Regions from separate parts of the Homo sapiens genome. Here region 2 is linked to region 1. A link is a contact called in ENCODE Hi-C or POLR2A ChIA-PET data. All regions are on one chromosome and are shown on one strand. The core of a region is the stretch at or near the end of the contact, and the rest is flanking DNA. Distances in the headings are between cores, read along the strand shown. Region 1 overlaps FAM171A1 (family with sequence similarity 171 member A1). Region 2 overlaps FAM171A1 (family with sequence similarity 171 member A1).

What was found. Hi-C counts contacts between places; a loop is a spot of excess contacts on that map. ChIA-PET counts read pairs that join two places held with the same protein, here RNA polymerase II (POLR2A). Pooled maps may share reads with other maps.
Region 2: a loop to region 1 is called in a map of dorsolateral prefrontal cortex, with 2.2 times the contacts of the local background. The contact joins two enhancer-like sites. A Hi-C loop is called at or near these places in 3 of 168 maps with a recorded cell type or tissue (IMR-90, dorsolateral prefrontal cortex and ovary) and 3 of 50 pooled maps. POLR2A ChIA-PET finds 5 or more read pairs at or near these places in 2 of 52 experiments (AG04450 and H1).

Annotation. Positions count from the first base shown.
Region 1 is chr10:15,310,301-15,314,727 of GRCh38, forward strand. All of the region lies in intron 1 of FAM171A1 (family with sequence similarity 171 member A1), which reads right to left. Among named protein-coding and RNA genes, the nearest start is that of FAM171A1, 59 kb to the right of the region's middle. Within about 2 kb of position 2,856, at least 11 of the 41 ENCODE cell types and tissues checked have a DNase peak (open chromatin) inside an H3K27ac peak, as active enhancers do.
Region 2 is chr10:15,346,707-15,350,741 of GRCh38, forward strand. All of the region lies in intron 1 of FAM171A1 (family with sequence similarity 171 member A1), which reads right to left. Among named protein-coding and RNA genes, the nearest start is that of FAM171A1, 23 kb to the right of the region's middle. Within about 2 kb of position 2,033, at least 5 of the 41 ENCODE cell types and tissues checked have a DNase peak (open chromatin) inside an H3K27ac peak, as active enhancers do.

The DNA.
Region 1 (4,427 bases), core at 1,606-4,105:
TTATTTGATCTTAATGTTGTGACACAGGTTAGAGCAGGTAATACCCTTGGGTTGTTGTAAAGGAAAGGGTGACCTAAGAAGGTTAAACATGTCCTACAAATGGCAGAGCTGAGATGCAAACTGGTCTGGTCTTGTGACCCACTGCCTTGAATGCAGAGTACCGTGACCAACCTGGCCCCTCTCCCACAGCCTAACCTGTTCTGCAACCCAATACCAAATGTTCTCTCCAACTGACCCGTCTTTAAAACGAAAACTCCTTCTAGTATAAAGACCCATTGGGGCTGGGCATGGTGGCTCACACTTGTAATCTCAGCACTTTGCGAGGCCAAGGCAGGAGGATCACTTGAGGTCTGGAGTTCGAGACCAGCCTGGCCAACATGGTGAAACCCCGTCTACTACAAATACAAAAAAATTAGCCAGGCGTGGTGGCGCGTGCCTGTAGTCCCAGCTACTCAGGGGTTGAGGCAGGAGAACCGTTTGAACCAGGAAGGCAGAAGTCGCAGTGCATGACAGAGCGAGACTCTGTCTTAAAAAAAAAAAAGACCCATTGGGTTTAAGCCTGAAGCCTCCAGAGGGTCTCCTTCCCTTTCCATCTCTCTGTACCTGGAAGGCAGCTCTGTGGCAGGATGGACCCCAAGCACGTGGGTCTTGGAGCAGGGCTGGGAAGACAGAGCCCTCCAGGAGGGGCTGAGTCCAGGCCAGCATGAGATACAGGGGACCTAGGGCTGCTGGAAGGATGGGCTGCTGGGGCGTATCTCTGTTCCAAGCCTTATCCCTGCTCTTCATGCAGTTACAGCCTGATAGGCCCACCCACAGGCTACTGCCCCCTGTTCCTCAAACAATACACATTTACAGTTGTTGCCTTTAAAAAGAAAAAACAGGCCACTTATTTTACACTCAGGGTCTAAGCATTTCTGTTTGCAGAGACTGGGCAGGCTTCTGTATCTTTACAAGCACATGCTTTCTGCAGCATGGGTATATTCTCAATGTATTTGTTGCAGGATTGTCTATTTTTGCATTTGACATTTCAATGACTTAGAGGGGGAGGAAGAAGATTGGAGAAAAAAATTAAGCCTATATTCCCTTTTAGTTATTTTTGACCCACTTGCTGCAAAAATAGGGAATGGCACTGGAAGGCTCCACTCTGTAGGAAGTAACCTTCGCCTTCCCTGGGTAAATGCTTTTGTTTCCTCCTTCAAACAGATTGCATTGCTCTCCTGGCATTAAAAATGAGAAATAAATTTAGCTTCATCTCCATATATCCTGGGATTCCCCTTAAATAAGCTCTAAAGCATTCTTCTGGGTGGCTTAGTATGAAATGCAGTCCCTGGTTTCTTCCCGCCCCACAGCCCCCTAGTAAGCCGCCCCACCCCACCTGGGAGGCATAGAGTAGGAGGTGATTGCTCTCAAGATAAAGAAGGCGGCATCACGTTTTCCCCCTGGAAGAACAGAAGCACCTGAGGTCCAGGAGAGTAAAGGAGAATTCTCCTCTGCCTAGCCTTTTCTGTGCATGTGACAGGGTATTTTCTCTCATTCACAGTCAATATGGCTTTGATAACAGCTCCAAGAAAAATGATGCCTAGACAGTGCTAGTCCAAGGTGCCAGTGAAACTGAAGGCCTCATCCTACATGTGAATGTTCCTCACGTACATTACGTGATTATTTACTGTTACAGTGAGGTATGTGAGATCAGCCCCATTTTTAAAGACAAGGAAGCTGACTCGGAGAAGGTGAGTGACCTGCCCAGGGCACACAGCTGCCACCCAGCAGAGCTGAGATTCAAGCGTGCATCTTCTAAATCTCGTGCACTTCCTATTATACCAAAGCTGCCTCCCATTCAAGTTCCAGGCATGGCCTTTTGAATCGGACCAGATCGGGTCATCGAAAGAGAGGATCAAAAGCCCCCTGCTTATAAAAGTGAGCTTGAAAGAAGAATAGGAAAGAAAATATGCTTCATAAACAAAGCAGCAAGGTTAGAAATGGAGAGACGCTCACTCCAACTGTCACTCTAAGTCTAAAGCCCTGTTGCTTACTCGCTGCTGAACTCCAAAAGGAGTCTGCTGCTATGGTGGGGAGCTTTCGAATATTTTTAAAGCCTCTGAACCCTTTAAAGATAAAATGCTATGCTGACACTAAGTAAAATTAGAGCTTGCTCTGGTTAAAGCCAGTGGGGCAACACTGGGGGTATGCACGAGTCTCGGGGGGCTCCACCTTCTCAGGGACCCTCTCCTGTCCCTCCATACCCCCAGGGCTGTGCAGCTCAGATTGTGGCTCACAGAGGTGCCCGGCTGCAAACTGAACTGTTTGTTACTCTTTTTAAAAATCTGTCACCGGAATGTAAATCAACTACTGGAATGAGTTCAGCACTGTGTGTTTTTTTTTTTTTTTTTTTTTTTTTTTTTTTTTTTTTTTTTGAGACGATATTTTGCTCTTGTTGCCCAGGCTGGAGTGCAGTGGTGCAATCTCGGCTCACTGCAAACTCCGCCTCCGAGGTCTAAGCGATTCTCCTGCCTCAGCCTCCTGAGTAGCTGGGATTACAGGCCCACCACCACGCCCGGTTAATTTTTGTATTTTTAGTAGAGATGGGTTTCACAATGTTGGCCTGGCTGGTCTCGAACTCCTGACCTCAGGTGATCCACCCTCCTCGGCCTCCCAAAGTGCTGGGATTACAGGGGTGAGCCACCGTGCCCGGCCTTGCACTTTTTTATTCTCTACTTTTGAGCGAGATGTTCTTGATGAAGCAAGCAGACCCCTGATTTCCATTCTGGCCTGGGCTCTGCATCTCCCTGTGTGCCAGGAACAAAGCACTGGCCCAGAAACCAGCTCCAGAGACACGTAGAGTCCCAGGGCACTGGATGGGAGCACGGTTCCTCCTCCGTGGAAACACACTGGGAATTCCTACTCTGACCCACTGCTTTGCAGCAGTAAACCTCCTGTTCCAGGACCCAGCAGCCTCAGGAGGAAAAACTCCAGCACTGGTGGCTGAAATGCTTTCAGGGTTTGCCACTCACTTTCCAGCCCTGGGCAGCCAGCCCATTCCATGCCTGTGTGGTTCTGGATATTAGAAAATCCTTTCTTTCCTTGAGCTAAAATTTTCCCTCTTGGAACTTCTCTGTCCTCGTGGTCTTAACTCTGGCACCAAGGGTCCAAGATTAACACTTAATCTTCCTCCTAAAGAACCAGCCTAGAAAGAAATTGAAGATGAAAATATATAAACCGTGGACTGCCTTTAAAGAGATACTGTAACAAGTCAGCTTTCTTACAATAAAGGAACTGACCACTTAGAAAATGCAGGAGAGTTCTGAGTACCGGTAGGTTTGTAACTCGTGAGTTTTTGCAGATTTCCAAGTCTTTCATAAGAAATCACATCCAAACGCCAAGGAAAATGAAGGTGCATACATAAACATCCCGAGGGTGAAGGAAAACAGCTTCCCACGGTGAATAATGCCATTCACGGTTCACATTGTCATCCTTAATTTGGAAGAAATAAAATATGTTTAATGGAAACTGCTTTAAGGTTTGCAAGAGTGTGTGATCAGAGAAAAGCAAGCCTCCACCTTCCCCAACCGAGGGTTGATCTGTTTCCTGCCAGGACAGAAGAGAACTTTGTGTGAATCCACACGCTCTGTACAAGGCAGAATCACTCCCCACTTCCTCGATCTGCATAGTGCAAGGCAACGACGGGATCTGGCCTCTCCTCCTGTTATCTTTCCTGAAGCCTTTTCTGTGTCGCTGGCAGATATTTCCTGTTGACACTGTGCCTCCCCAATCAGTTTCCACTGCCAGAACCCCATAATGTGAAGCGTGACACGCCAAGCGTCTGGTCATGCGGTATCTGGTAGGATAAACCGTCACCCTACAACTGGGGAAGGATTTCAAAACAGGAGGCACGTCGTGTGTTATTATAACAAAGGGCTGAATGCACATCACCATTGCCACTGAGATCTTAACATTCCTAGCAAAAAAGAAAAAAAAAAGAAAGAAATCTCCATGTGGCATGTTTTAGAGCTCTTATTTAAGTGGACTGACCAAATATCCAATTCTCAAACACAGTAGACCCCAGGCACTTGCAGAGTTTAACTTTGGCTGTTTTATCTATTTCTATGTCTTTTTGAGGCTGGCCATACGGGGAAGACTGTCATTTGCCTAGGGTGTGAATCAAGTCCATTGTATAAGGAACATGGGTTACCGGGTCCATCTGGCCAACTGTCCAATACCCCTGGCTTGACCTAAAATTGGGACCGAGGTGTTCTCGTTGAAGCAATCAGACCTGATTTCCATTTTGGCCTGGGCTCTGCATTTCCCTGTGTGACAGGAACAAATAATGGAATGCTGCAGTTTTCTGCATCCTATTATTTCGGGGGAAAGAGTTCAAGGGCCCCAGCACTCTTCTGCTTTGCTGGTGCAGATCAAGGCATTTCATCCCA
Region 2 (4,035 bases), core at 783-3,282, 36 kb after region 1:
AGCACACCCAACTCCACTGAATTCATTTAAAGACACAGAACAAAAATCAAAGCCCTGTGAACTAGGAAGGCAAGTGCTCACAAGGATAGCCATTTAAGTGATCCTCCAGAGTCTTCTGAGATTCTGCAAGCAGCTGAGAATCTCCAGGGAGGTAAATTACTAAAAAGCCACTGGAGAATTCCACCGCTTTAGCAGTGCCCGAGCCACTTTCTACAGAGGGACAAAAGACACAGAGGGAGGGGTAGCTGGCAGAGCTGGCTGCTGTGCTATCTGGACATGGTGCAAAAAACACGGCTTTTTGCTACGTCAACTGTAGTAAAAGAGATCTCAGGAAGACCTAGACATTTGTTAAAATTAAACAATTTTTTTTAAAAGAATGGGAAAATCAGGCATTCTGCATCTCTGAGCAACAATAGCCAACTATTATTTCTTTAAATGAACCCCAAAGAGCACTCATAAAAGACTTATTCAAGATGCCATTTGCACAATACTAAAAGATCACACGAACAGAACTCATAAAAATGTGCAAGCTTTATAGTTGATAACAGTCGAACTCCATTTAAAAAGAAAAAGCATAAAAGGGTGGTTCAACATGAAGTACAAACTGGACCTAGGACAACAGCAGTATTTCTGTTGCTCCCTGAAGCAGTTTTCATTGGGTCGGAAATCGATGCAGTCTGACTGGAGGTGACCTAAAAGCAGATGAAAGACAGCCAGGCCCAAAGTCCACAAACAGCATCGGTAAGACCTACTGAGAGTTTCTTATGCATATAATAAGTATGCAATACAATATTTTTATTGTTATGAACGGAGTCACCAAGTATTTACCTAGAAAAAGCTGCAGAATTCGGCCGGGTGCAGTGGCTCATGCCTGTAATGCCAGCACTTTGGGAGGCCGAGGCGAGTGGATGACAAAGTCAAGAGATGGAGACCATCCTGGCCAACATGGTGAAATCCTGTCTCTACTAAAAATACAAAAATTAGCTGGGCGTGGTGGTGCGCACCTGTAGTCTCAGCTACTTGGAGGCTGAGGCAGGAGAATCACTTGAACCCAGGAGGCAGATGTTGCAGTAAGCCGAGATCGCACCACTGCACTCCAGCCTGGGCAACAGAGCGAGACTCCATCTCAAAAAAAAAAAAAAAAAAAAAAAAAATTAAGAAAAGAAAAAGCTGCAGAATTCCTTCCACATGATTTGCGTTCTACCCCAATGCTTGACATACTAAATCCACCACCTCTCTTGAAGCTAGGTTTTGAATAAAATGAGAATGACATTTTCTTTCTTTCTTTTGAGACGGGGTCTTGTTCTGTCACCCAGGCTGGAGTGCAATGGCACCAACTCGGTTCACTGCAATCACCACTTTCTGGGTTCAAGCGAGTCTCCTGGCTCAGCCTCCCGAGTAGCTGGGATTACAAGCGCCTGCCACCATTCCCGGCTAATTTTTTGTATTTTTAGTAGAGATGGGGTTTCACCATGTTGGCCAGGCTCATCTCAAACTCCTGACCTGAGGTGTTCCGCCTGCCTCAGCCTCCCAAAGTGCTGGGATTACAGGCGTGAGCCACTGTGCCTGGCCAAGAATGACATTTTCTAGGTAGCCTTTTTTTTGGTTTAATGTATAGACAGGGTGTCACCATGCTGCCCAGGCTGGTCTTGAACTCCTGGGCTCAAGTGATCCTCCCGCCTCAGCCTCCCAAAGTGCTGGGATTACAGGCGTGAGCCCCCATGCCCGGCCTCTAGGTAGCTTTCTTAAATTGAGATGTTAAAAGTCTAAGGGAAAAGGAGTGGCTTGTTTACCTGTAGGCAGAACTGACTGCAGTGTAACTAGGACCCCTTGCAGTCACCAGGGTCTATGACGGCGTCCTGGCTCTGCCCCTCTCTGTTCCTAACCATCAAGCCTGGATGTGCAGCCCTGCTACTTCGAGTGTGGTCCTCCAACCAGCAGCATCAGCCTCACGGAAGAGCTTGTTAACAGTACAGCCTCTCAGGGGCCACACGGGACCCTGAATTTGAATCTGCATTTAACAAGATCCCCAGCTGATTCCCATCCATGCTTCGTGACGCAGTTGAGCAGTGAGAAAAGCTGGCTGAGTGAATTGCTGCCCCATTCCAAAAAGCCATCGGGAGAACGGGCAGCAGCTGCAGGAAGTGACTTTCACTGTACTCCATTTCATTTTATCACACTTTCATTTTATTGACCTTTTCTCTAAAGCAACGGAGCTGTTTTCCTTTGTTTTATTCATAACTCTTAATTTTTAAAAGTAGTCTGACTTCATGCTACCATCTCAAATTGTATCAACTTTAAATTATTTACATGAATCGGGAGGGAGGAAATGGAAACCATTTTTCACATTCGATTTATATCCAATCAGAGTTTTTTCTTTTTTCACAACAGTTGTTAAGTTGTTAGCAAACCTGTGTTTTCACAGCAAGCTAGGAAGTCCCTTAGATCATTATCCAGAAAAACGGCATGTAATTAGGACTACACAGAAAGGCGCCCTAGAAAATACAGAACAGGGCTAGAGGTACACACCTGCAGACAGGTGTTCTACAACAAGGCTAAGTGCACATCTGTCCACCTGGAACAGCAATCTTGCTTACTGAGTAGTTAACTGCATGCAATAAACTGTGAACTCAGGAAGGGCGAGGGCCATGCATGTAACTCGAGTAGGAGGGGTTCAATAAATATCCATGAATCAGTGAATCGATGAATATCACTTAAAACAGGCTCTTCCCACAACACTCTGCTCCTTCCCTTTCAATTCCTGTAAAGGCCAGAATATTAAAGGAACCTCCAAGTCATTCTTGATTGCTAAGAGGCCACTAGCCACACTGAGATGGCTCCTCCAGGGTGGCCCTCATGAGGACCACTAAAGGGCTTTTCCCACCAGGAAGTAAATCACTCCTATGCCATCAGAAGGATGTTCGGCATCAGCTTCCCTATCCTGAACACTTTTAGGACTTGGAAAGGTAAACGTGGCACCGATCTGGGTGTAAATGGCTTCACTCAACAATGTTCATAATCTCTTTCTGCCCCTGCTAAAATTCTCTTGAAAGAGGTGGAACTTTCTGTACCCTTTTGGTTGCTGTGATGTGGACACTCTTTAGTTAACTGAAAAGGCAACAACAAGAACGAGGAAAGAAAGTAAAAGAGATCAGCCACAAAGACAACTAAGGGTGTTCTAAACAAATCACATGAGATTAGCAGAACAGGTGGGCTGGAGGAAAATTCATGCTGGAAAAGCCAGGCGCTTTGATGTTGGAATATCTGGTTGAAGATGAACCAACCAAGCAGAATAAATGGGTGAAGACGAATGATAATAATCTGTGAGAGGGAGATAGATCAGACACGGCACCCGGTTCACAGAATTAGAGTAACACCCCTACACGTGATGCCCCCGTGGTATGAGACCTGAGTTCACTAGCAAAAGCTCAGCAACCCACTGATAATTTTGAAAACAAACAAACAAATAAAAAAAGAGGATGCTCTTTTTCGAATACTTCATAAACTTAGACATCTTAGTTGTGGCTGATGTCTTTACTCCCTTGTCCCATCCAAAAGCTACAATCCACAGGGATGGCCATGTGGTCTTGAAAGCACCTCATCTCCTGCTCTATATCATTAATTTTATTTTTATTTTTACTTTTTTTTTGAGATGGAATCTCACTGTGTTGCCCAGGCTGGAGTGCAGTGGCGTGATCTCGGCTCACTGCAACCTGCGCCTGCCTCCTTGGTTCATGCAATTCTCCTGCCTCAGCCTCCCCAGTAGCTGGGACTATAGGCACGTGCCACCACGCCCAGCTAATTTTTTGTATTTTTAGTAGAGACGGGGTTTCACTGTGTTAGCCAGGATGGTCTCGATCTCTTGACCTCATGATCCGCCTGCCTCAGCTTCCCAAAGTGCTGGGATTACAGGCGTGAGCCACTGCGCCCAGCCAATTCTCTCTTTTTTTTTTTTTGAGACAGTCTCTGTCGCCCAGGCTGGAGTGCAGTGGTGCCATCTTGGCTCACTGCAACATCTGCCTCCCAGGTTCGAGC